Linked DNA regions of Homo sapiens: region 1 is linked to region 2. A link is an interaction called in ENCODE POLR2A ChIA-PET data of the cell type or tissue named here. Cell type or tissue: Caco-2. All regions are shown on one strand. Links, peaks and the distances in the headings refer to the core of each region. The heading gives the core; the rest is flanking DNA. Region 1 overlaps MMP15 (matrix metallopeptidase 15). Region 2 overlaps LOC101927556 (a long non-coding RNA gene).

Evidence for each region. ChIA-PET counts read pairs that join two places held together with the same protein. Peaks named below come from ENCODE experiments on the same cell type or tissue, not always from the same donor. Only the 100,000 strongest peaks of a DNase experiment are listed, where the experiment ranks them.
Region 1: POLR2A ChIA-PET joins it to region 2 with 5 read pairs; 1 of 35 experiments calls an interaction of 5 or more read pairs at or near these places.

Annotation. Positions count from the first base shown.
Region 1 is chr16:58,045,629-58,058,982 of GRCh38, forward strand. It overlaps MMP15 (matrix metallopeptidase 15), which reads left to right. Exons shown (of 10, transcript NM_002428.4): 10 at 1-1,273. Among named protein-coding and RNA genes, the nearest start is that of MMP15, 27 kb to the left of the region's middle. In Caco-2, for the core only: no CTCF peak of the experiment used is centred there; a DNase peak (open chromatin) is centred at 2,083.
Region 2 is chr16:58,149,963-58,164,770 of GRCh38, forward strand. LOC101927556 (a long non-coding RNA gene) reads left to right here. Exons shown (of 4, transcript NR_188516.1): 4 at 8,952-10,462. It overlaps CSNK2A2 (casein kinase 2 alpha 2), which reads right to left. Exons shown (of 12, transcript NM_001896.4): 11 at 14,092-14,185; 12 at 7,945-8,391. The coding sequence ends at 14,109. Among named protein-coding and RNA genes, the nearest start is that of CFAP20, 28 kb to the left of the region's middle. In Caco-2, for the core only: no CTCF peak of the experiment used is centred there; DNase peaks (open chromatin) are centred at 2,559 and 2,737.

The DNA.
Region 1 (13,354 bases), core at 1-4,000, 110 kb before region 2:
TGTTTCTGTTTCCCCGACTGGGGCAGGGTGTTTAGAATTTTCTAAATGTAGTTCTGCTCCAGACAGGGAATTAGGCCCCCATCATCCTCTGGCTTGGCCACAGCCAGGGGAGCAGAGGGGCAGAGGCCCACATTGGAAGAGCAGCACCTCCTCAGCCTGAACCCCAGGGCTGTAACTGCCAGGCTCTCTTTGCCCAGTTGGAGACTGTCTGGCCCCCCTGGTCCCCTCCTTCCCAAGTGAGTCTCTCTGGGCCTTAGGAAGAGCCTTCCACCCAGGGGCAGCCCCAGGCCAAAGGGGACCTGGAAGGGAGGTGGGCCGTGGCCCTTGAGTCCCCATTGAGGCTTGGTTCCTTCCCAATCCAGTGGACTTCGCAGTCCACTTCTGACAGCCTCAGTGACCCTGGCTCCTTGTGCCAGAGAACCCAGCCCACCCCCGGCAGCAGCCCCCAGCTCCCACCTCCCCTTGGGCCCACACCTCCTTCCCTCTCTGGAGAAAGGGCCCTGGGCCTGCCTCACCACGGACCAAAGGGAGTCTGCCAGGGCCCCTCTCCCCAGGGAAGCAGCAGCCTCGCCCCTGGCAGAGATGCCTCCCTGAGCTAGAACCCTCTGTTCCTTCCCTGTGCCTCCTCCCTCCCTCTCCGACTCACACCACTAGCCTCAGGGGTCTGAGCTCCAGCTCCTTTGGGCTTCAGCTGCCAGTGTCCTGAGCCCCAGGGAGAGGGGGCTGGTGGGTGCCTAGGCCTGGGCAGTGGATGGCCGTGAATGGGTGCCCACAGTGTCAGGCACTGGGCATGAGGGGTTCCTCCCCTCCAGCTCCCTGTGCCCCCAGGGTCCTGGGAGGAGAGACACTGGTGGGGATAGGCCAGCCGCGCATCAGACTGTGAACCCCACGAAGGAGCCCATTGTGGCCTAAGAGGCTGCCCTCCTGTGCTCAGCCCTGAGGACAGATGCCTCCTTCCTCTTTTCCTTCCCAAAGCAAGCAAGAGGCCGTGGCTGCTGTGGGAAATGGTACTGTACAGCTGGCTCTACTTCCCCATGGCCCTGAGCGAGTGGAGTCTGCCACCCAGGATCCCCAAGGCACTTGAGGGGGAAGGATTCTGCTGGCCTCTGCGAGTGGTTTCTTGTGCACTGGCACCAAGTGCGGGTCCGGCAGCTTCTGCCCCCTGCAGAACCGGAGAGCCAGCTAAGGGGTGGGGCTGCGGGGGTTCCGTGTCCACCCCCATACATTTATTTCTGTAAATAATGTGCACTGAATAAATTGTACAGCCGGCAAATGTGTCCTTGTTTGTAAGGCCTTGGGCTGGAACCTCCAGCTGGAAGGGCGTGCAGGTGGTGGGGGTCCAGCCCATGCTAGGGTTAGGGGGCTTGACCTCAATGCCAAGGAGACCTTGTTCCAATTCCATGGGGGCTCCTTCCCGATGGCCCTTGGAAACTATGCCCTGGGAGGGGCAGAGCTTAGGGCTGCCCTCAAGAGTCCAGAAGAGGGAGAGGCAGGGCACCTGGGGTCACCCTGCCGGGGTGGGGCAGGGAGGGAGCATGGAGTTAGTTTGCCGTTTGTTCCTGCTGAGAAAAGACAACTGAGTTTGCCACAAGCCCTCCCCGTCTAGGAGTGGAGGAAGAGCCAGGCCAGTCCTCCCAGGCTGGGTTCTGAGCACTGACGGGAGCCCAGAGCCAGGCACAGAGAGAGATGGGAAATGGTGGCACTTTGATTCCAAAAGTTCCCTTCCCCACACATGCTGCTCAGAGTGGCAGGCACCCAAGACCTGCCCTTTCATCTTTGAGAAGCAGAAAATCCCACCCAGGCCTGTGCAGGGTGCAAGTGATACCCCAGGAGGGCAGGAGACTGAGGTGTCACCGTCCCTTGAGTCTGAGCATGGCTGTGGACCCGGGAGGTCCTCCTTAGCCCCCACATCCATGCTCTTGGCCAAGCCTCTTAGGTACTAGCCTGGGCCCTCAGGAAAGTGATGATTTGCTGCAGTAGGGGTCGCACCCCCACCACGGAGCAGGCCAGGCCTCTGCAAGTCCTCAGGCAGGGTCGTTCCGCCTGTTCCAGGCCCAGCTCCCACTCCCACAACCAGTCCCATCCCGTCCCGCCCCTTCCTCTCTTTGTGTTGAAACTGGCTGGGGAGAGTAGGAAGTGCTGGCCCTTGGAAACCTCGAAGGCCTCTCAGGCTCATCTAGGAAACAGCCGGTGAGCTCCCCCACCACAGGGGCCTTGGTGGCAGCAGGGGGGATTCCAAGCAGCCGCCATCTTGTCAGCTTCCCTGTGGCAGAAGCCACGGGGTCCCTCCCAGGTCTGCCTCCTACCTGAGTCCCTAGGGCCCCCCAAAAGCCCAGAGGTCACCGGGCAGGTGGAGGGCAGTGTCGGGGCCCAGGGATGAGAGGAGAGTTTGAAAGGCCTTGAGTCAAGCCCTTCCTCAGAGCCAAGGCCAGGGGAGAGAGTTGGCAGAGGCCTCACCTCCTCAGGAAACTGCCTAAAGAGGCTTCCTCCCCCAAGCTTGCTGCTAAAATCTCAGAGGCCCAGTGGCTGAAGGCACGGCCCATCCGAGAGCCCTATCTATCTATCCTTGCGGGGGGGCTTTGCATGAGGAGGGGTGGGTGGGGCAGCTAGGCCCTGACTCCCCCACGTCCAGAGAGCCCAGATCCCAGGCCTGCCTGAGGCCTAACCCCCGTCCCTTCTCCCCGGGATTAAACAGGAGCCTGCACCTTTAAATCGTTTTTTTGTTTGTTTGTCTTTTAATGTGACTGTAACCTAAACTCACCTTGGGCCCCTCACAGCCCCCATTCCCTCAGCATCCTTTTTTCCTTTACATTTTTACTAATTCCCAGCTGCAAAAACTAAGACATTAAAGATAAGCAAAAAGAAGAAAAGTCTCAGTTGCCATAATCTCTCAGCCTGTGTTGACAATTTGACATGTTTCCTTATAACTTTATTTTCCTGCATTTGCAAGGCTTGGAGTTTTAGAGTCTAAAACATCCAGTGCCTGAGCCCTGGTGCTGCAGCCTGTGGGAGGTGGACAGAGGATGCTGGGTGGCTGCAAGGTGTTGGCAACCTTGCAGGCAAGGGCCTGGCACCGGGCACGTGCTCAATGTGTGATCGTGACCCCAAGGCTGACAAGCTCCCCATCTACATTTTACTCAGGAGAGCAGAGGCTCAGGTGAAGTGACTTGGCCAAGGTCACACAGCTAGGAAATGGCCATGCCAGGATTAGGACCCAGCTGGACCAACTTGCACCACAGTCCAGCTCTACCCGACCCTGGTGCTGCCGGAGCATCGGGACAGGGGCAAGGTGGCCCCTGCCCATCAGCCTTCCTCCCCGCACATTCTATGCATCGAAGACCCCAGGGCCACCAACAGAGCCTTCTTTCAGGCCGGGGCAGGGGCTGAATTGGCTGCTTTCTCCCCCTTCAACTTGGCAGAAAAGCCTTTTTGTTGTGGCTCACACAGAGGCCATTCTCCTCCAGCTCACGGGAAGGAATGCCGGCTTCCTGCGCATCCACAGTGCCCAGGCCACAGTGGGGTCCTGCGTGTAGGTCCCAGAGGAGCCCCTCCACACCCTCCAGCCCTGCCTCTGGGGACTTCAGCTCCCAGACTTTCTTCCTTACCCTTGACAATTTGAGGAACCACACAGGGAGGTAGGGGACAGCCCCCCTCGGCTACCTCGGTAAATGCCGGGGATTTTAAGCCTCACAGCACTTTCAAGACGCAGCAGTTCCACCCTCAGCTGACTTCTCAAGTGGCCTCATGACCCACAAAGTGCTGGCAGAGGCCCCTGCCAGGCTTCTCGCCCTGTCTCAAATGTCCCCTGCACTTGCCTGCCTCTATGCCTTTCCTTACACTGTTCCCTCCCCTGGAAAACTTTTCCCTGTACATCTCATCCTGTGCAAATGGCATAGACCCTTCAAGACCCAGTGTGTGGCTTCCGCCTCCCAGCTTCCTGCCTGCCTTCCTCAAGGTTGTTGTTTCCTTCTGCCTCTGGCTCCACAGCACATGGATCTCCTCAGCTCTAGCCCAGCCTGCCCCTTGTTCCAGGCACCCAGACACTGACCATGGCTCCATCACTCAGGGTGGGGGTGCGTCCTTGGGCAAGTACCTCCACCTCACTAAGCTGATTCCCCATCCGTACAATGGGCACGCAGGCATGCCTATTCCATCATGTGGCTTGGTGGAGCTGATGCTTAGGAACACGTAGAACAGCTCCTGGCTTGTGAAAGGCTCTCGATGGTTCATTACCAATATCCTTACTCTAAGTGCAGGTACCTGGTAGGCACTGGGGTGGTGTCTGTTTCCTGCCTGTGGGATGGGGTCACAGGTCGGCCAGCCTGAGGACAGGTGCCTGGGAAGAGGGACATTCCTGTCCCACCCGCTTCCCTCCCAGCTGCCGAGGCCTCACCCCACTGGGCCCTGGGGACAGGGCTGCCCTGCCCCAGCTCCTCCCTCACCGAAACACTTGCCCTTCTTCCCAGACTCTGGGTCCAAGCCCCAAGCTCAGGTTTCCTCTCCAAGCACCTCTGACACCTCCCACCCCCAACGTCTTTCACCCACTCCAGTCTTCGCCAGAAATAGCCTTGCAACTCCCCTCCACTGACAGTCAAGCTCAGAGGCCTCTCTTGGACAAATAATATTACTCCCCTCTTGACACGGGTCACAGCATGATTTCTTAATGGGATCAACTGGATTCCATTTAAAACTGTTCAGAAACAGGGCAAGGTGGTGCATGCCTGTAGTCCCAGCTACTCAGGAGGTTGAGGCAGGAATTCGAGGCTACAGTGAACTATGACCATGCCATTGCACTCCAGCTTGAGTGACAGAGCAAGACCTCGACTCTTAAAAAAAAAAAAAAAAAAGAGAGATTAAAAAAAACAGAGAGAGAGAAAGGCTGGGCATGGTGGCTCACGCCTGTAATCCCAGCACTTTGGGAGGCCGAGGCAGGTGGATCATCTGAGGTCAGGAGTTCAAGACCAGTCTGGCCAACGTGGTAAAACCCAGTATCTACTAAAAATACAAAAATTAGCCGGGTGTGGTGGTAGGCGCCTGTAATCCCAGCTGCTCAGGAGGCTGAGGCAAGGAGAATTGCTTGAACCTAGGAGGCGGAGGTTGCAGCTAGCCCAGATCTCACCACTGCACTCCAGCCTTCGTGACAGAGCAAGACTGTCTTAAAAAAAAAAAAAAGTCAAACTAAAAATATTTGAAAGAGATTTATTCTGAGCCAAATATGAGTGACCAATGGCCTGTGACACAGCTCTCAGGAGACCCTGAGAACATGTGCCCAAGGTGGTCAGGGCACAGCTTAGTTGTATGCATTTTGGGGAGACATGAAACATCAATCAAATACAGTTAAGATAAACGTCAGTTTGGTCCAGAAAGGCAAGACAGCTCAAAGTGGGGGCTTCCAAGTTATACATAGATTTTAAATTTTACTGCTTGGCAATTTGTTGAAAGAGTTATTATCTATAGAAAGGAATGTCTGGGTTGCAATAAATGGTTGTGGAAACCAAGGTTTCATCATGCAGATGAAGCCTCCAGGTAGCAGGCTTTCCGAGACAGTGGATTGTAAACTTTTTTTTTTTAATCAGACTTGAGATCTATGTTGATGCTAAATGCTGGTTGGCTTTTCCTGAATTCCAAAAGGGAAAAGGGTATAAGGAGGCATGTCCGACCCCCCCACCCTTTCCGTCATGGCCTCTAGCAGTTTTTCAGGTTAACTTTGGAGTGCCTTTGGCCAAAAGGAGGGAGCCCATTCAGATGACTGGGGGGAGGGGGCTTAGAATTTCATTTTTGGTGGAAGAAAGGAAGGAGGAAGAAAGGAAGGGAGGGAGAGAGAGAGGAAAGGAAGGAGGAAGAAAGGAAGGGAGGGAGAGAGAGAGGGATGGAAAGAAGGAAGAAGGGAAAGAAGGAGAAAGGGAGGGAGGAAGGAAAGAAGGAAGGGAGGAAGGGAAGGTGGGAGGGAGGGAGGGAATAAAGAAGGAAGGAAGGCCGGAGGGAGGGAAGGAAGAAGGAAGGAAGGAAGGAAGGAGGGAAGGAATTCCTCTGAGCCAGTGATGCAGCACTATCCTACAACCTGTAGACTCCAGCCCAATCAATGTCTCTTTACAAATGGGGATACTGAGGCCTGGAGAGGGGGTTGATGAGGCCATAGTCACCTACTGTTTGAACTGTGTCTTCTGATCCCCAGGCAGGACTCTCCTCCCACCCTCCCCTATCTTACCCCCCAAGCCCTGACCTCCCCACCCCCATGGAGGACCCCCCCTCATCTGTTCTTCTGCAGAACCAAGGGCAGTGGGTTGTGATTAATTCAGCTTTCCTGATAAAGGGCAGTCCTGTGCTTCCTGGAGCACGAGTTTCCAGCGGCTAGTGAGGAGGAGCTCTGCTTGGCCTCCCCTCCCTCTGCCAGTGGCCCCTGCGTTGTCCTGTAAGAACAACCCCCCCTCCTTCTCAGTGCATGGACTCTGGCAGAGCTGACTGCTCACCCAGTGATGGCTGGATGGGCTTGTGCCCCAGGACCAGCCAGCAGCCCCCGAGTGCCTGGTGCAGGGGTAGGGAGGAAACCCAAGCCTAGCCCATCAGGGCCTCCCTGGGACTTTTCCTGGAGCCCCTGGGAGAGAGAAACCTGTGTCCACTGGGATTGCTGAGCTCCTGGGATGTGAGCCTGGAGCCCTTGACAGGTCATCTTGCCCCCACAGGGAGAGAGCCTGCCCCGGAGTGAAGCCAGTACAGAAGAAAACAGAGCCTTGAAGTGGCACAGAGCTGTGGAAAGGGATCATCTGAGCACCTGGATCCAGCCGTGCCTAAAGGCTCGTGGCCCGACTTTGCAGTTTCATGTACTGATCAACTCACTTTCTGAAGCCAGTGTGAGCTGTCAGGTTCTGGTTTGGTTTAGTTTTTTTGTTTGTTTGTTTGTTTGTTTTTTGTTTGTTTGTTTGAGATGGAGTCTCACTCTATTGCCCAGGCTGGGGTGCAGTGGCACGATCTCGGCTCACTGCAGCCTCCACCTCCCAGGTTCGAGTGATTATCCTGCCTCAGCCTCCCGCGTAGCTGTGACTACAGTCACACGCCACCATGCCCACCCGGCTAATTTTCTTTCTTTCTTTCTTTTTTTTTTTTTTTTGTATTTTTAGTAGAGACAGGGGTTTACCATGTTGGCCAGACTGGTCTTGACCTCCTGACCTCAAGTTATCTGCCTGCCTCAGCCTCCCAAATTGCTGGGATTACAGGTGTGAGCCACCATGCCTGGCCCCAGTTTGGTTTGGTTTTTAAATTTTTGCCTTGACGATGTCCTAGGGTAGCTTGAGTTCCAAATTCAAGCCTCCCTTCAGGCATTTTTATTGGCCACCTAAGACTCCTCAGGAGCTTGCCAAACTCCAGGACCACAAGGCGCCCATCTCTTCATCCGTCAAAAGTATACTGAGAACCAGGGTTCCCTCTGGGGTCTCTGGCACAACCCCACAGTTGCTCTTCGCAAGAGCCCCTGGGGATCAAGTAGACAAAGGGTGGAAGGTAGGGGGTGGGGCGAGGCAGGAGACATCAAGTTAACTGTTACGTGGGCTTTTTTGTTTGTTTGTTTTGAGACGGAGTCTCGCTCTGTCTCGCAGGCTGGAGTGTGGTGGTGTGATCTCCGCTCACTGCAAGCTCCGCCTCCCGGGTTTACGCCATTCTCCTGCCTCAGCCTCTGGGTAGCTGGGACTACAGGCGCCTGCCGCCATCAGGCCAGGCTCATTTTTTTGTATTTTCAGTAGAGACAGGGTTTCACCATGTTAGTCAGGGTGGTCTCGATCTCCTGACCTCGTGATCCGCCCGCCTCGGCCTCCCAAAGTGCCGGGATTACAGGCGTGAGCCACCGCGCCCGGCCACATGGGCTTTTTCAGATTACATAAAGAAATACGTGGTCAGCCACCACAGACAGTGAGGAAGCCACAAAAAAGCCAGAAATGGCCGGGCATGACTCATGCCTGTAATCCCAGCACTAAGGGAGGCTGAGGCGGGAGGAACCCTTGAGCTTAGGTGTTCGAGACCAGCCTGAGCAACACGGCGAAACGCCATCTCTACAAAAAAAAAAAATTTTTAATTAGCTGGGCATGATGGTATGTGTCTGTAGTCCCAGCTACTCAGGAGGCCAAAGTGGGAGAATCACGTGAGTCCAGGAGTTTGAGTTTGTGGTGAGCTGTGATTGCGCCACTGCACTCCAGCCTGGGCAACACAGCAAGACCCCCCGTCTCAAAAAAGAAAAGGCAAAAAAGACCATGAAAAATGCGAGCAATCTCTACTCTCCCACCAAACATCCTTGACACTTTAATGTAAATCCTCCAGGCTTTTCCTTATGAGGATATACTAATGTATATATATATATAGAGAGAGAGACAGAGAGAGAGAGTCTCGCTCTGTCACCCAGGCTGGCATGCAGTGGCACCATCTCGGCTCACTGCAACCTCCGCCTCCTGGGTTCAAGCGATTCTTCTGCCTCAGCCTCCTGAGTAGCTGGGACTACAGGCTCATGTCACCACACCCAGCTAATTTCTGTATTTTTAGTAGAGACAGGGTGTCACCATATTGGCCAGGCTGGTCTCGAACTCCTGACCTCGGCCTCCCAAAGTGCTGGGATTACAGACGTGAGCCACTGCGCCCAGCCATATTTTATTGTTTATGTCAGTTTGTACTGTGCATATTGGGGTTTTTTTAACCTGCCTTTTTCATTTAATATAGCATGAAATTTGGATGAGAAATTGTGGGATGTAGGAGACTTTCACTTTGTATTTGATTCATCGCTTGAATTTTTATGAGCATGCATCATATGCCCACGATGATAAAATACGCGAGTAAACAGTGCGGTGAGTCTTCACTTAACGTCGTTGATAGGTTCTTGGAAACTTCAACTGTTAAGCGGAAACAACAGAATGTATAACAAAACCAATTTTACCGTAGGTTAATTGGTATAAACAAGAGTTAAGTTCCTATAGCATGTAGTTCCTCCTTTCACTTAAAGTCTCAGTTTCCAGGAACCTATTGGCAACGTTAAGGACTCACTGTATACTTTAACTCTGTCTCCCAGGCTGGAGTGCAGTCGTGCGATCTCGGCTCACTGCAACCTCCACCTCCTGGGCTCAAGCGATCCTCTCAGCTCAGCCTCCTGAGTAGCTGGGATTACAGATGCACGCCAACATGCCTGGCTAATTTTTGTAATTTTTTTAGAGACAGGGTTTCATCATGTTGGCCAGGCTGGTCTCAAACTCCTGGGCTCAAGGGATCCACCCACCTCGGCCTCCTACAGTGCTGAGCCACCGCGCCCGGCCCGTAGATCATTTCCTACTACATCCTTTTGGTGGATGCACTCTATGGATGCCTGGAGTTCCTCAATCCATGGCAGCACAATTACAGATAAAATTCAGAGAGGCCTGTAATTATCACAAATGATCCTCCAGGGTCACACTGTACCAGACTTGATATGCTTGCACATCCCCGTTGAGGGAGTTCGTCTGCTTGTACTTCACAGCAGAGGAGCCCAAGGCTCAGAGAGGTGAAGGAACTTACACAAGGCCACACAGCTAACCAGTGCTGGAACTGGGACTCAAGCCCACACCTGCTTCTGACCCCAAAGCTCATGCTCTTAACCTTTCATGTATTCAGTGAACATCTACTGATATCGGGGGTCAGACCAGGGGTCTAGCAGTGAATAACATAGAGACCCTCGGCCAGGCGCAGTGGCTCACGCCTGTAATCTCAGCACTTTGGGAGGCTCAGATGGGTGGATAACCTGAGGTCAGGAGCTCGAGACCAGCCTGGCCAACATGGCGAAACCCTGTCTCTATTAAAAATACAGAAATTAGCTGGGCATGGTGGCACGTGCCTATAATCCCAGCTACTTGGGAGGCTGAGGCAGGAGAATCCCTTGAACCCGGGAGGCGGAGGTTGCGGTGAGCCAAGATCATGCCATTGCACTCCAGCCTGGGCAACAAGAGTGAAACTCCATCTCAGAAAAAAACAAAACAAAACAAAAAACATAGAGACCCTCCTTACTGAGGTCACATTCTAGGGAGGTGAGCATTCCAGGCAGAGGGAGGAGCAAGCACAAAGATCCTGAGGCTAGACCAGGCCTGGCCTTTCTGGTTTGAGGACCAGAAAGGAGACAGACAGTGGGTGAAGGGGGTGGAGGTGGGAGGAAGGGAGCAGGACCAGGCTATGTGGTAGAGTCGGAGTTGTTCTAAGCCTGATGAAGAGAAACCCTGGGAGTATTCTAAGGGGCAGGGGGAAGCTGACATGATTTGATTCATAATTTTTTTTCTTTTTTGAGACGGAGTCTCGCTCTGTCGCCCAGGCTGGAGTGCAGTGGCATGATCTCGGCAGTGAGATCACTGCAAGCTCCGCCTCCTGGGTCCACGCCATTCTCCTCTCTCAGCCTCCGGATCAGCTGGGACTACAGGCGCCCGCCATCACGCCCGGCTAATTTTTTGCATTTTTAGTAGAGACGGGGTTTCACTGTCCTAGCCAGGATGGTCTCAATCTCCTGACCTCATGATTCGCCCACCTCGGCCTCCCAAAGTGCTGGGATTATAGGCGTGAGCCACCGCGCCCGGCCCTGATTCATAATTTTAATAACACATCCTGCACATCCTGGCCAGGTGTGGTGGCTCACGCCTGTAATCCCAACACTTTGGGAGGCCACGGCGGGCGGATCACTTGAGGTCAGGAGTTCGAGACCATCCTGGCCAACATGGTGAAACCCTGTCTCTATTAAAAATACAAAAATCAGCTGGGCTTGGGGGCACGCACCTGTAATCCCAGCTACTCGGGAGGCTGAGGCACGAAAATCATTTGAACTCCAGAGGCAGAGGTTGCAGTGAGCGGAGATCACACCACTGCACTCCAGCCTGGGGGACAGAGCAAGAATTGGTCTCAAAAAAAAAAAAAGGATACATTGTTTTTGTTTTGCTAAATGACTTTTGCAAACACCCACAATCCTTGCCTTCAGAGAGAGTCCGAGAAGCGGAATTGCCAGCCCACAGCGTCCCAAGGCTTAATACCAACAAATTACTCCCAGGAAGAAAATAGCATCTGTTTCTATTCCTCCCTGAAGTGGCTGAGTGCCTATCCTCTCCACTAGCTGTGAGATCACCTTTATCAACATAATTGGTGAGACTGCTAAAAATAATGCTTTGTTGGCTTTATTTGCAGTTCTTTGATTACCACTGAATCTGAACATTTTTGCCTATGTTCGTTGTTAACCCTTTTCGGTTTGAGGGTTTTGGGGGGTTTTTTGGTAGGGGGAGGGGATAATGGCCTACTCATCACCATTGCCCAATTGCCTTTTGGGATGTTTCTTCTTATTGATTTGTAAGCATTCTCTCTAGTGTGAAGAAATTGACCGTTTATTACTCAATGAATTTTAGGGCTAGAAAGTTCTTAGCCCAAGCTCCTGGGCTCCTTGTGCAACATGTACAGATAGGGAAACTGAGGCACAGACAAGAATGGGTATTGGCTCTGGTCAGTTCGGTCAGTTCTCTGGAACCATGTTCTCCAGTGAGAACCCTCTGTCAACTTCATTCATTACGTGAGAGAGCCTGTCCCTTCCTCTACGCCCTCCTGGTGTCTATAGGGCTCTTTCTCTGCCCCCACCCCCAATTTCCTACCACAGCCTCTTATTCAGTTTCTAGTGGAGGGGAAGCCATTCTGCAGACAACTGGCTCTGTGTGCAGATGCCTCCCGTGGAGGAATGGGCTCCTGAAAGCAGAGCTTTGTTTCCTGGGGTGGGGATGAGCTGTCCTCTCCTTGTCCCCAGATAACAGGAGGGGGGCACAGAATGTGATTAGGAGGCTTGCTGCATGCACGCATGCCTATGCCAGCAGTCAGTTCAAGGTGGTGCAGGGCTGCAGGAGCAGGCTTCGGACATTAAAGGAGCATCAGAGAAGAGGCAGTGGGTGAATCCGACTAAGTCCTGGATCAGGTCTCAGAAATCCTGGGTCAGAGTCCAGCTCTGTTTGTGCAACTTACTTGAGCTTTCAGCCTCTGCTTCCTGTGTTATAAGATGAGGATCCCAACAGTGCTAAGAATCAGTGAAAAGATGGGCTTAAGTATGTGCAGACATGAGGTTCCACTGGCTGCCCAGCACCCATCTTCCCATCTCTTGGCTTCACACCTTGATTTTCCCCTTGGAGCTGCCACTCCTCCAACTCTGAGTTCATGAGTTGCAGAAAGGTTGCCTCTCTCCTCAGCTTCAGGGGCAGGTGGGGCCCAGGTGGAGTCAGTTCCCTATCCCCAAATCTATTCCTACCAGGGGTGGGCAGTGGTACAAGTCATCTCTGGCCTTTGTCTATCTTAAAATGAGCACCACACAAAAGAACAGAGGCACAAGACAGAAAGATGACATTGTTTCAGCCCCTGGATACAGCCAGACCTGAAGTCAACATCCCTTACACGTTTGCAAGAGCCAATAAATACCATCTCTTTAGTCAATCCAAAGGGTTGAGTTGGAATTTCTGTAATTTGTAACTGAAAAAAATACAAAATGCAATCGTCACTTAATCAGATCCTTGCATTTCGTCACCCAAGTCTGAGGCTCAAGGAGGGCAACAGACCTGTCCCAGGTCACATAGCAAGTTAGCATCAGAGCTAGGGCTCTAGAAGTGCAGAAACTCCCATTCCAGCCACATTGCCTTGCCCACTGGGGTCTGCCGAGTTACACAACATGCAACTGCATCCACTCTCCCCAGCACCCATGTGAACTTGCAAGTTAACAAACAGCTTTGCAAACACGTCTTGTTCAGTTTCATAAGCCAATCCTGCAGAGTTTAGAAATCAATATTAAGAAAGCATATTTCCAGAACATGGGAAAAACTTTGTGTACCAAACTGTTCATTCAGCTTTATTTGCAACGGCAGTAACGAAGCCACCAGCCCAATAATGGGACACTGGCTCAACAAGTTGCAGCATATTCTTTGATGAAATATACCACAGGTCGGGTGCGGTGGCTTACCCCTGTAATCCCAGCACTTTGGGAGGCCGAGGCAGGTAGATCACTTGAGCCCAGGAGTTAGAGACCAGCTTCAGCAACATGGTGAAACCTCATCTCTACAAAAATTAGCTGGGCATGGTGGCTCACGCCTGTAGTGCCAGCTACTCAGTAGGCTGAGGTGGGAGGATTACTTGAGCCTGGGAGGTTGAGGCTGCAGTGAGCCGTGACTGTGCCACCTGCACTCCAGCCTGGGCAACAGAGTGAGACCCTGTCTCAAAAAAAAAAAAAAAAAAAAGTGGGGGGGAAAGAAATACCATACAATAATATTTATTTATTTATTTTTGAGATGGAGTCTCACTCTATCACCTAGGCTTGTGTGCAATGGCATGATCTTGGCTCACTGCAACCCCC
Region 2 (14,808 bases), core at 776-4,775:
TTCAGTAGGTTACCCAGAGCTTTAGGAGAAAAATGCCTGGGAAAGCTTCACTAGAGACTCCTTCTCCACCACAATGCTCCTGCTCACTCCTCATGAAAAACGAGGGCAATTTTGCAGAGTTTCAACAAGAAATCATTAGGCATCCATCTTACAGTCCTGATTTAGCTCCTTCTGACTTCTTTTTGTTTCCTAATCTGACAAATTCTTTAAAGGGCACCCATTTTTCTTCAGTTAATAATGAGGCTGGGCATGGTGGCTCATGCCTGTAATCCCAGCATTTTGGGAGGCCAAGGTGGGTGGATCATCTAAGGTCAGGAGTTCAAGACCAGCCTGGCCAACATGGCGAAACCCTGTCTCTACTAAAAATACAAAAAATTAGCCGGGCGTGGTGGCACGCGTCTGTAATCCCAGCGCTTGAGAGGCTGAGGCAGGAGAATCGCTTGAACTCGGGTGGCAGAGGTTGCAGTGAGCCAAAATCATGCCAGCGCACTCCAGCCTGGGCAACAGAGGGAGACTCCGTCTCTAAATAAATAAATAAATAAATAAATCAAGGAAGCAAGACTACATTGGCATGGTTAAATTCTCAGGACCCTGAGTTTGTTTGTTTTTTGTTTTTTTTGAGACGGAGTCTCACTGTGTCGCCCAAGCTGGAGTGCAGTGGTGCAATCTCAGCTCACTGCAACCTCCGCCCCCCAGATTCAATACTGCAACCTCCACCCACCAGGTTCAAGTGATTCTCCTGCCTCAGCCTCCTGAGTAGCTGGGATTACAGGCACGTGCCACCACACCGACTAATTTTTTTGTATTTGTATAGAGGCGGGGTTTCACCATATTGGCCAGGCTGGTCTCGAACTCCTGATCTCAAGTAATCCACCCGCCTCAGCCTCCCAAAGTGCTGGGATTACAGGCATGAGCCACCGTGCCCAGCTTCCCTCAGTTCTTTAAGGAGGAACTAAATGCCTGATATCACTTACAAAATTGTCTTGAACTTGATGAAGATTCTGCTGAGAAATAAATTCATATTTTTAATTTTTATCTTTAAATTCAATTTTTCACAAACTTTTTGAAGTTCCTTTGTACAAGAAAAACCTTGCTAGTAAACTGCTGCTGTCAGGCCAGGCATGATGGTTTACGCTTATAATCCCAGCACTTTGGGAGGCCAAGGCAGGAGGATTGCTTGAAGCCAGGAATTCAAGACGAGCCTGGGCAACATGGTTTCTTAAAAATAAAAAAATACAGGGCCGGGCGTGGTGGCTCATGCCTGTAATCCCAGCACTTTGGGAGACCAAGGCAGGTGGATCACCTGAGGTTGGGAGTTCAAGACCAGCCTCACCAACATGGAGAAACCCCGTCTGTACTAAAAATACAAAATTAGTTAAACTGGGCGTGGTGATGCATGCCTATAATCCCAGCTACTCGGGAGCCTGAGGCAGGAGAATGGCTTGAACCCGGGAGGCGAAGGTTGCAGTGAGCCGAGATCGCGCCACTGCACTCCAGCCTGGGCAACAAGAGCGAAACTCCATCTCAAAAAACAAAAAACAAAAACCCAAAAAATTAGCTGGGCGTGGTGGCACACGCCTGTAGTCCCAGCTACCTGGGAGGCTGAGGTTGAAAATCATCTGAGCCTGGGAGGTCGAGGCTGCAGTGCACCATGATTGCACCACTGCAGTCCAGCCTGGGTGACAAAGGCCCTGTATCCAAAAAAAAAAAAAAAAAATTGCTGCTGTCAATATTAGAATGGATTAGCCATCCAATTGAGTGACAAGAAAAAAAATTTACATGAAAATAATTTTTTTTTTTTTGAGACGGAGTCTTGTTCTGTCGCCCAGGCTAGAGTGCAGTGGCACAATCTCAGCTCACCGTAAGCTCCGCCTCCCGGGTTCATGCCATTCTCCTGCCTCAGCCTCCCAAGTAGCTGGGATTACAGGTGCCCGCCACCAAGCCCGGCTAATTTTTTGTATTTTTAGTAGAGGCGGGGTTTCACAGTGTTAGCCAGGATGGTCTCGATCTCTCGACCTCGTGATCCGCCCGCCTTGGCCTCCCAAAGTGCTGGGATTACAGGTGTGAGCCACTGCGCCTGGTCGAAAATAATTTTTAAAAGAATGGCATAGTCAGACAAAAATAATAATAAAAAGGGAGGAAAATCAAATGAGGCAGTAAAGTAAGAGCAACCTGGGCAGTGGGTGCAGAAGCTCAACTGATGCAAATCAGGCAGTTAAAAGTTGTGCAAAAGGTAAAATAATGCACCAGAAGCAAGATACAAGTTGTCTTAAGAATCCCATTACTGCCCAGGTGCCGTGACTCACACCTGTAATCCCAGCACTTTGGGAGGCTGAGGCTGGTGGATCACATGAGGCCAGGTGTTCAAAACCAGCCTGGGAAACATGGGGAAACCCTGTCTCTACCAAAAATACAAAAAATTAGCTGGGTGGGGTGGCACATGCCTGTGGCCTCAGCTACTCAGGAGGCTGAGGCAAGAGGATCACTTGAGCCTCGGAGCTGAACGCAGTAGTGAGCTGAGATTGCGCCACTGCATTCCAATCTGGGCGACAGAGTGAGACCCTGTCTCAAAAAAAAAAAAAAAAAAAAGAAAAGAAAAGAATAAAGAAAAAACCCATTACTCCAAGACGTTTAGCTTCCAGCTTGGGTAGAACTATTACAGAAGCAGTATCAAGTCCTGTGCCTGGCCCAGAATCTCTAACCATTAACATATTGCAGTCCTGAGCTGAGGCAGAGTATGTCACCTTGGTGGGGCGAGTGCTAAAACACACAGAGATTGTGGTAAGTAAATACAACCCATGATCTCAGTAATCTGGGTTACACTGAAGAATGTTTCCGATTATGGTGATACTGTTAAAATATTTGAAATATTTAAGAGTACCTAATGTCTTAGAGGATCAGACACTTGGAATTTAATTCAAAATGCTTAAAGGAATTTGAAATTAGATCTGTGGTTTTAATTTTAAAATATCTAAGAAAATTTAACAAGTTGAGGCCGGGCTCGGTGGCTCATGCCTGTAATCCCAGCACTTTGAGAGGCCAAGATGGGCGGATCACGAGGTCAGGAGATTGAGACCATTCTGGCCAACACGGTGAAACCCCGTCTCTACTAAAAATACAAAAAAATTAGCTGGGCGTGGTGGTGGGCACCTGTAGTCCCAGCTACTCCGGAGGCTGAGGCAGGATGGCGTGAACCCCGGGAGGTGGAACTTGCAGTGCGCTGAGATTGCGCCACTGCACTCCAGCCTGGGCAACAGAGCGAGACTACTCTCAAAAAAAAAAAAAAAAGAAAATTTTAACAAGTTGATAAATAATGAATGTTTACAAGACCTTAACGTATTAAATTTATGAATGTAGATTTAGGTTAGTATTTCAATGCTCAGGAAGATTTCATCAGATTTTAGGTCTTTCATATTAGTTATTGGAAGTGTGTGCAAATCAAACAGTTTAAACGTGTAATTGAGTTTAAAATGGCCAAGGAAACTAAATTAGGCGTGCAAGCAATTTTTTCATTTTAACTCATTGTTTCGAACTAATTGAACATTAAAGATTAAGCATTTCTATCTATATACAAAATCAACTTGTTTGTAGCTAGTTGTAGCTAGATTTATAAACTGATCTTAAAGACATGAGGCAAATTAAATGTACAGCTTTAATAACTATTGTTTAAAACACTAGTAACTGTAAGCATCCCTTTCAGTGCACAAAAGCCCTAGTCAGATGCCAATACCCAGTGGACAGTGCCTCTTCGTGTTAGTCCAAGCCCAAAAATTCAGAACATCTGCCCTGGAGACACGAGGGGCTTGCCACACACTGGAAGGCAGAGTTGACTCCCTGCATCTCTTTTCTGGTGGGGATGGGGATGCGGAGGTATAGCAGTGAGGTGAGGAGCTGTATCCCTTAGCTGGGAGCAAAGATGGAAGTGTGCCCTGAATGACTGGAGTGTCTAGCTGGCAAAGAACAACTGTATCCCAGCCCCAGCAGTGATAGCCCTCGAGCCTATCAGGAAGAGTCACGGTGTGCAGATGACGTTCCTGCTCATTGGAGAGTGGAGTCTAAATGGGAGTCTGTGAGGCCCTGCATGTTATTATTAAAAAAATGAATTTTAGGCTGGGCCCAGTGACTCATACCTGTAATCCCAACATTTTGGGAGGGTGAGGCAGGAAGATCGCTTGAGCCCAGGAGTTTGAGACTAGACTGCGAAACATAGCAAGCCCTTGTCTCTATTAAAAACTTTAAAAAAATTAGCCAGGCATGGTTGTGTGTGCTTGTGGTCCCAGCTACTCAGGAGTCTGAGGTGGGAGGATCATTTAAGCCCAGGAGGTTGAACTGCAGTGAGCTATGATTACACCACTGCACTCCAGCCTGGGCAACAGAGCAAGACCCTGTCCCAAAATGAACTTTTAAGTGTACATACAATAAAATGTACTCTTTTTTAGGTGTAAAGTTTTGACAAGGGCACCAAGTCATATAACCACCACCACATTTAGGACACAGAACAATTCCATCATCCCCCAAAATTACCTCATACTCATGTTTTGTAGTCATCCCTAACCCTCGGTAACCACAGATCTGTTCCACATGGATCTGGCTTCTTTGCTTAGCACAATGCATTTAAGATGCACATTATTTTAACAGCCTGTAGAATAATATTCTGAAAAAGACTGTTCATCCATTCTAACACCTGGCCCCTTACGGCCAGAGCTATTTTAAAACATGCTGGTCCTCAGCATGCATTTTTTTTTTTTTTTTTTAAAGCAGGGACTCACTCTGTCACCCAGGCTGGAGTGTGGTGGCGTGATCACAGCTCACTGCAACCTCAAACTCCTGGCCTTAAGCGATCCTCCCACCTCAGACTCCCAAAGTGCTGGGACTACAGGCATGAGCCACCGTGCCCTGCCGTTGTGCTTACTTATGAATTCTTTCCCATGGCATTTCAAATACATTAAAATGCAACCATTTTTCATATTTATGTTTTTTTCTTCTGTGATTTTTGAGAAGAATCCTTAGAATTTGCTTTTGAAATTATCTGACAATTCTGTGACTCACTAATTTATGAGAAAGATATTTTTAAAAGCAATTATTGAATTTAATGAGTGACGTTCACAAGGTTGTACATTAAGACGTTTAATTCCACTTATTAATATTTACTTTCAACTTTCTTAGGTTAGAGCCAACACTTTTTCTTTATTCAGGTCTCAAACATTTCTGTAGTCCTCTAGAAAGCTGAGAGGCTGCAGATACCGTGCCTGTGCCCCACGTGCTTGATAGAGGCCTGCAAGAATCCCATGGCCAGAGTCATCACAGTTCCAGCCTGCACCAGTGAGGGAAGGGCTGGGAGGCTGCTTTCTAGAATCATAAGAATACCCTTTCCAAAAACATCATATAGCATAATTATTTTTAACGATTTCATTCCACATACATATTGTCCAAAAATGTATGTGCACATTTGTTTATTGCAGCAATACTGGTAATACTGAAAAATGAGGAACAATCCAAAGTCTATCAATAACAGATTGATTCAACTGTGGTGTATCACGCAATGGTAAACCATGCAGCCACGAAAAGGGGTGAGGTAGATTTATACACGGTAATGCAGTAAGATTTTCACAACTAAGTGGAAATACGAGTTGCAGAATAAGAATGCATAGTCTGATTACCATTTATGTAAAAATGAAAATTATAATTTTAAAATAGTAAGTGCATAGGAAAAAACCGGGAAGATATACACAAAATTTAATGGTGATTATCTCTAAGAGAGGAAGAGGCTTTCCTGTGAGCATGGGGTGTGTGTGTGTGTGTGTGTGTGTGTGTGTGTGTGTGTGTGTGTGTGTGTGTGTGGCTGGGGGCTGGGGCTTTCGTTATTTACTTCTCTGTAAGCATTTGAATTTTTTTTTGTTTTTACCACAAACATATATTATTTTGGTAATCAGGAAAATGCAATCAATATTGTTTAGAACACAACCAGGACCACTGGGAGATGAGAGCTGATGTTCTGAATCTCCAAGCACACTGAGGAGGAGCTGAAGACAGTTTTTGTGGTAGCAGGTGTTAGGACGTCCCCTGCTTTCAAAAGTCAAAACAACCTACTCAAAAATCACCTCCTTTCTCTTCTTTCTACAACCACACACTTTCTCAACCCAACCATAATCACCCACAAAACTGAAAATTATTTGTGAAACATGATTTCCACACGGAGCAGTTAAAGAGAGCCTTGGTTGAGGGGGGAAATTGGAGGAGGGAGTTATGGTTCCAAGTTCTACATGACATCTAAAGATGCAAGCCAATCAAATGATTCTATTCGAATAAGACCCTCTATGTCTGGAGAAGACCTGAGATGGCAGTAAGTCACGCTAAGTAGCACAGATACATGCTGTGGAGATAAACATGCACGCACGAAGCATGTTCCTAGGTACTACAGGGTACAACAAAACAACAAGGTGTTTTGATGCAGTCCCAGAGATCTGGGAGACTCACAGAAATTTGCACAGCCTTGAGTCACAAAGAGCCCCGAGACAGCCAGCTTGAGAAAATTAGGCCAGTGATGGGGCTAGAAAGCACCAAGTCTATCTGCTCAGTGTCCCACAGGTGGTGGCCTATGGGTCCTCACCTGCTGGTGTCCAGGGGGGATGCACAGTCTCAAGCTCCCACACCTGAGCAACAGCTTAGATGCCACAGAAGCTGGTCCAAAGGACACCACGATGCTGTGGTGGCCCTGAAAGGGGCCTGCTTTCCTCCATAGTCACTTCAAAAACTGTGAACATCCACACTTGGGTTCCCACCATGGGCCAGAACTAGCTGCAGAGGACAGAGAATGTTGTGTGGACCAAGTTGCTTTTGTGGAGACCTAGCTGGCGTGCCATCCAGTGGCTTGGGTGTCTAGATCTGCCCATAGCTCCTGCTGTCCTACAGGCAGTGGGAGGACACAAACCAGCAGCCAGTACAAGGTCATGGCCATTGCTTTCACCTGCCCTGGCACCACTGTCTTGAGCTGAGGACCATGGGAGCCAGCGAAGTCTCATTTGTAGCATTGGGTTTCTCCCATTTAACAAATACAACCAGTGCTTCTGTTCTAGCTCCCTGAGTGTCTGCTTTTCCTTCCAGTTCATGGGTGCTTCAGAATGTGTGGTCAAAAGCAGCCCTCAGATCAGAGACCTCGACCCCTCTCCTGCCTCAGGACAGCAAACTCAACCAGCCTCCAAGACGGGGCCTTTCTTCAGTAGCAGGTGCTGAGGGGACAGGATTGAGATGGGATGAAATGTGGAGATGGGAGCAAAGGGGCAACCAAGAAAGGGCCAAGGCATCTTCCTGCATTCACAGGAGGTGACTCTCATTTGAAGGAGAGGCCAGGGAGGATGCTGGCCAGTTGGAATGTGTTCAAGGCAAAGCCCCACTTTCCTGGCTGAGTCTACTTCAGCCATCCATATTGTCCCCATTCCTAGGACTGGTTCACTGTGTACCTCTTAACACCACTCAGCTCTGGAAGAGAGTCCTTACAAACGGGCCCTCCTTGGCTGAGTGTGGTGGCTCACACCTCTATGTAGACCCAGCACTTTAGGGGGACTAGGAAAGAGGATCACTTGAGTCAGGAGTTTGAGACCAGCCTGGGCCACGTGGCAAGACCATTTCTACAAAAAAAAAACTTAAGAAAACTTGTCAGGTGTGGTGGCATGCACCTGTAATCCCAGCTACTCAGGAGGCTGAAGCAGGAGGATCACTTGAGGCCAGGAGGCCGAGGCTGTAGTGAGCTATGGTTGCGCCACTGCACTCCAGCCTCCATGACAGAGCAAGACTGTTTAAAAACAAAAATGAAAACTGGCCCACCTTGTCCCAGGGACCTCCCCTGCTTCGTCTGGTTAGAACCTGGCACGAATGCGCTTTTGTCTCATCCTGAGTCACAGGCCTCAGTTCACGGCCCTTTCCATACTGAAAACTCTCCATACGTTTCTTTTAAAACCTTTTATTCAATAATATATACTTTTAAAATAATAATATGTAACTGCCGCCATGCCACATACTGCGCCCGTCCCCCCACTGTGGAGTCTGTGGTCAGCTAGTTAGCGTGGTTTGCTGGAAAAACAGGCGGCCACGGGACGAGTCGAGGGGCTCGGGGAGCAACAGTAACCAACAACATTCTGCATACCCTTCACATTCCCCATGCTTTCTGGGTCGGGAAGAAGTCAACAGGAAGCCAAAGGCAAGTGAGCCTTTTACATTCGGAAGTGAGGTTTGATATACGGTGGTGGGCTGCCCTTCGCTTGGTCTAGTTCGTGCTCGCCAAACCTGCCACCGTTTTGTGTCTGCTCACGGAACGTGATCTCTCTATACGCGTTAAGACGTTTGATTTGGTTCTTGTTCTGCTTATGGAAAAGTGGGAGAACCGCAACAGACCTGGGGAAAGAGACGGGAGGAGGGAAAGACGTCATTAATCAACCTGAGCGGGCGAGGGGAGGCCTCCACGTGTAGGAGGGCCTGTGCTAGAATGCAAGCTCGGCCCTCCCATGCCACTTGGTGGAGAACCCTGTGAGAACTCGCTGAGTTCAGGTTTCCAACAGTACCCTCTGCCTTCCTCTTCTGATTATCATGACAGAGATGGTCTCTAGCACGGCCTTCTGTCACAGGACGGGTGCTCTGGGCACCACGTGTGTTGTGACCAGGTCTTCCACTCTACCCCATCCCTCGGGTCCAGGGTGCTGATGGAGAAGCCTCAGAGCCTCTTGACCATTCTGTGCCAGTCAAGCTACAAATTCAGCAGTCAGCTCTAGGTCCCCCTCAGACCTGACCTGATTATCTGAGGTGTCTTAGGACTAAGACGGGGTCTGTATTTACTCAGAAAAAGGGCTGAGTCCACTAATAAACAAAGAGCAGTAAGTGAGCTCAAATATTTTTAACTCTCCCCTGGAAACAGCTAGCTGCCTGGCATGGCCTGAAAACCTCATTTCTCCTTCCAGGTCCAGCATAGCAAGTGGGTGGTGAGATGCCGGCAGTGGAATTCTAGAAGCAGTGCCTCCCAGAACAGCACTACAGTACTGAGGAAGGACTATGCACCTGGGAAGCTGTCACACACACAAAATCATTTCATGAAAACTTTCTTTGGGTAAAGGAAGGGTTCCACTGCGTAGTATTTGATTTGAGAAGGGCTGCATGGTGCATGAGGTTAAGAAAGAAATGACTATATTTGCCTTTAAACACTTCAGCTGATTCCAAGCACCCAACTTCAGAGGCTCAGTGAGAAGAAAGCACACTAATTAAAGAAAGCACATTAATTAAAGATACCACCACCTGCCAAATAATAGCATGTGCTGCAAGGAATGGGGCTAGGGAGAGTGTTTCACAAATGCAGAGCACCAGGCCACAAGGTTAAAGTCATGCACTAAAACAGTCAATCCCAAGAGGCAGGTGTCTGAGTGGCGCGACTCAGAAGCAAGTACATAAAAACGGAACACTCCCAACAGGACACCACTCTAGCCCCACTTCTGCCAAAGGAAAGTTTTCACATCAAGGTGTAACACACATCTTTGCAATTCAAGGTTTATCCCTCCCCTCTCCCCCAAAGAGACAGGAAATACAAGTTAAGGTCCTCATAGCAATGGTTTGTCTCCCACTTGGGAAGGCTGGTTATTGTCAACATTTTTATTTAAGAAAACAGGATTTAACATGGCATTTTTCTTCCCTCTAAGGGCAGCAGCACATAAATCATACATCAGTCATCCAGTGATACAAAGAGGTGGCCAATTGTGTCTGAAGTAGTCACTTGTAAAGGATCACAACCCAGGCAGTGTTGCTTTTCTGCAAACAGAAGGAAACAGAAGGCTCCATGGTCCTTGAAGATTATCCAAGTTTTCCACTAGTTGTCAAGATTTCTGTCCCAACCTCTTAGTCACCATTTACAGCAAGAAGAGCCAGCAAGTGAAAAACTGTTAATTTATTGATTCAAAGTTGTTTTTTTTCTTTTTAAAAAACAATCCCCAATACATGCAGTTCAGGGTTAAGTATCACATTTGTAGCACATTGTTGAGTCTCAAAACAAAAATATGCATCACCTGTATAATCCCATCACATCTTTTTCCAGCCTCTACAATACCTAGTTGGGGGTGTTTTCATTTATACATCCACATAGCTCAGAAGCATGTTATTAACGGTTGATCTGGCCCGATGCTTCTCCGCCACCTCCCCTGCCCTGGTCTCCACCTCGGGGTTATTTTTTTCTAAAGGCAGGATGTTACTCAGTCTTAATTTATTAAGATCACTGACAAACTTTGGCTTCTTGTGTGCTCATGTGGTCCCTGCTTTTGCTTTCGGAAGGGTTTATATTGAAACGACTGTGACTCTGATCGGTTATTATCCCCTCATTTTTTGTAGGAAATAAGTTTGCTTGTTTCTGTGGGTGCTCACACAGTAACACAGGTTCCTAAAGTAACCATTTAATCTGAACTGGTATTAAAGGAAACTGTTAACCAGGCTCTCTTAGATCTATTTCAGTTCATATAAAAAAACTCTTCCAATTGTTGCTTGTGTCTCAAAGTAGTTCTGCTTCCATCCTTATCAACAGAGCACCTGGGAGAACCTAAGTCATTTCCCTGAGTAGGCACAGACCACGAGCCCCGCGGCACCCAGCTCTCTCTGGGACTAAGCGCCTGACTCGAGAGCACCACCTTTCAGTCCACTGGGACCAATCCAGTGGGCAGCGCCCTCCCCAGGGTACATTCCAGAACATAAACTTGGTACCCTCTAATTTATCCCCTCAAGAAGTTAATTTCCTCCTCAAGAGCTACCTTTAGATGGATTTTCTTATTGGTCCCTTTTCTTTTAACAGCCCTTCCCCTAGCCACTCTCTTCAAGTCCCCAAGGATTACGAGTTTGTCTGTCTCCTCTAATCTATCAGTCTGAGAGCACCTTCCTCTCTGCAAGGGAACACATTTGCTTTAAACCTTGTGAGTGCTGACATGTTACAGAATGTCTGGGAGGAGGCCTGGCTGAGTGACTGGTGTTTAAGTGCCTCAATGAACGACATCAGCGCTTCTCTAGTTGGTGAGAAGGCCCAGGAAAGCTTGGTCTGCGTCATACACTCAATAGCTTCTCCTACCCAGCCACCTACCCTGCCTACAGGGATAGGATGAAAGCAAGGCCAGCTGACAGCATCCAGGGGAGAGTGAACTGCCACCACACCAGAGGTGCAAATGTGACTCAGCACTTCATGAGTTCTACTCTCACCATGGGATTTCTCAGCAGAAGCAAACCTTGCAGTCAGGCTCACTTGTAGCCAACAAATGATATAGCCATCTGGATTTGGCATAGGAACCTTTTGTTCTCACCATACCAGGTCTATGTTCTTGAACATAGGCAGTACCTGAGATGATAGTATAACACTACCCTGTTCCCCACATTTTTTGCTTTTCTTTAGGAAATAATTAAGTCCTTATCATAGGCACTTTTAACCTGTTTAAGATAATGAAGCAAACAAATGAAAAGTACTGAGATGAGTTTAAGAAAGAATATGCTAACTGAAAAGGATACTGGGTGCGTACATTTACCATGGTTTAGTCTAAATATTAGACACACAGACACACACACAGACACACACACAGACACACACACAGACACACACACAGACACACACACACCCCTTTTGGAACTCTCCAAGACCATCTCCGAATCTAGGTAAATAGTCTTAAAATTTCGGGGGAGCTAGGTTTGGAAACAAAAATGGTTTTTGGAGACAGGAAAAGAGATGGTCTGAAACTGGACTCACTTCAGTTTGGAAAGGAATAGCCTAGGTGCCAAGACCAGACCCAGGAAGGGGTGAGCATTTCAAGCCCAGTTATGGTCTAAGTCTAAGGCATGAAGAGAGGTAAAAGTCTAGGTGCTGGAAAAGCAAGCTGTGTGCTTCAAAGGAAGAATGCCTGTGTCAAAGCTGCAGTTACAAAACCCCAGGACAAGGCAGGCAGGCGGTGTCTGCACCTACATCACCGTCAGAGAGACAGGCAGAGGTCAATCACCTGACTATTCTCCTCCAGGTACTTTTATTACCTTTGGGGGACCCAAGGGAAAGGAATGGAGTTACCGCTTCACCAAGACCCTCCAGTAGGCACCTCTTGCCTGGTCCAGACAGGCAACTTAAAAAAAAAAAGGGAGGGCTGAGGAGTGGGGTGGGGTGATAAAGGAGATTGGAGGGGGAGCAGGAAAGACACGCAGTGGCACATCTCCCTGATGATAACCAATGCTTCAGGATTGCCTATAAGGGCATATTAGAAGGCTTTTGATAATCTCAAACACTGAGTTTTGCTGCCTGACATATCAATACAGGTTTAGCCAAAGAGCTCACATCTTGCTTTTGATTTTCAGGTAGAACAAATGTTTACATTAGTATACAGAATGTGCAATGCAAGCAGGCAGCATTGGTATGAGAACCTTAACTGAATGCATTCCTTGGCTTTGGGATCTTATTTATTTTTTACTCTATAAACTCAACTCTATAATAAGAGAAGAGTTTCATTTGTATTTTAAGTTCCCACAGACCAAACGACAAAAATAGAATCTACATTTAGAGTAGGATCTGCTACCAATACCAATAAGATTTTATTGGAATATGGAATGTAAACAAATGTTTCAAACAAACATCTAACCTTATAAAAATGTATGGCATTATTAAATAGTTAATAAAGAAATCTTAAAGGGTGATGTGGTAGACACCTCTAGTTCTAGCCTAGGTGTGTGAAGTCCCCACAGCTGTGGCATGGCCCTGCAGCTGGGGTGAGGGGACTGCCTACAAACCATGTTGCTCCTGAGTCCCCAAAATGAAATCAGCCCTATTTTTGTTTAAACAAACTCTAGCTTTCTCTGCTAACATGAAGGTTTGCAAAATGGATCCAACACTTGCTCCGGGAGCACCATTTTCTTCCCCAAGCCCCTTGTATATTCCTCTGAGTTGCTTGAGTTTCAGATGACCCTGCCCACACAACTCTAGTACCTGCATGCAAGACAGACTTATCTTTGCCATCACATAAATGTATCACATATCAGAACTTACAAATGCATATTACCCTGATTACAGTGGGAAACTGTGTCTCATGGGGATAAAAGGAGGTGGGAGAGAGATATTTTTTTCCATAAGTCTTTCCTGAAAAAATTCTAATGGGATGTTTTCCTCCCTCGCCTTGCCTGAAGACTGACTTTCCAGCTTTAGTTATGGTTGTGAACAAAAAGGTCTCTGTTTCAGAGAGGTGCATTAAAATAGGCGCACACATAGGGATGTGCTGGGAAATGGTGAAGTTCTCCTTACAAGGCTGCCAAAAAAAAAAAAAAAAAAAAAAAAGAAAAAGCAACAAAAAAATAGCAACAAGATTTTATGGTTAGGGAAATCAACAAAGGTTATAGTGAGCTCCAAGTTATGCACTTAGCATGGAACTTTTGATGATAACCATGGACCAGTTCATGGCATTGCAAGGTTTCGTGATCCCTCCTGACATCAAAGAGGACTCTTGTGAAAGTGACTGCAGTTTGCTCCCAAATGAATCCACTTGGAGGAAAACTGCGGGGATGAGGTACATTTCCTGGAGAGCTCATGTCATTAAAAAATACATAAAACGTGGATTTGTAAAGAGCTTAAAAAAAAAATACTGTCACTGTTTTAATATCTCCTTTTTGTAAATGAGGCTGGTGTGTCAGTATAGACTGCTGACATTTCGCTAAGACTTGAGCCTGAATTTCACCAAAGGAAACCCAGACCACAATGGAATAGATAGGAAGTCAGACATTCAGAGCTTGTTGACTGAATGGGTTAATTCAACAGTGGTGCCCTGTTAAACAAAGGTAAATGTACAACAACTCCGAGTCTCTATCTCCCATGCATTCCAAAGGCAGAGCTCCTTCAGATCCTGAACTAGGTGCATCCCCATGCTGCCACAGTGACAGCTCCCTGGAGACTAGCACTGGGGAGTTTCTTTCTTGCTTTTTGACAGACTTTTAGGTCTTTACTCTTCTGTGCATTTAGAAGGAATGATAAGAATTTCTTTTTATCACACTGTAGTTTTCCTTCAAGGTTTGTGTTTGGTTGGTTGGTTTTATTGGCAAGCATCAATGCCGCATTACCCGTCGCTTTCCAGTCTTCATCGTGCTGCCGTGAGACCACTGGAAAGCACAGCATTGTCTGCACAAGGCTGGGACTGCTCCTTCACCACAGGGTCTGCAAGAAAGCAGGAGGAAAGTCAGGCAATCAGGGTGGTGAGTGCTGAGAGAAGCCCATGGCAAACCCACCCTTTCAACGGAAAGAGAGACAGACTGATGGGCAAGCCAGGGTCAGGGGGGCAACAGGAGAGACGGAAATCACGGAATTCCAGCCATATAAAAACCAAACACTGAAAAATGATCAGGGAAATTGTTATTGCAGTCAACTCTTACCCTTCCTCGGAGTACAGACTCAATGCTAAGAGGCATAGAAACTCTAATTTCCCACTGTTCAAATTTCTACATTTATTTTCTTTCAATATTAATATCATCTCTAACCCCTAATTTCTTCAAAGCATGTAGAATAACAAGCACTTCAAAGGAAAGGTGAGTAAAAAGAGCCATCAGAAGACCTATCCATTTTAAGCAACCGTAGTTTGAAATTTTTTAAATTGAAGTATGACATATATTCAGAAAAGCAGAAAGATCATTAATGACATGTCATAAACATCAGTATTCCTAATTTGATCTAACTCGGGTAAAAACAGCTTTCTGTGCCAGACACTGGGGCGGGGACATCTGAGTTTCCTGGGGCTGAGGTCTAGAAGGCTGAAGGCTTTTCCATTTGCGGTCTCCCTTATG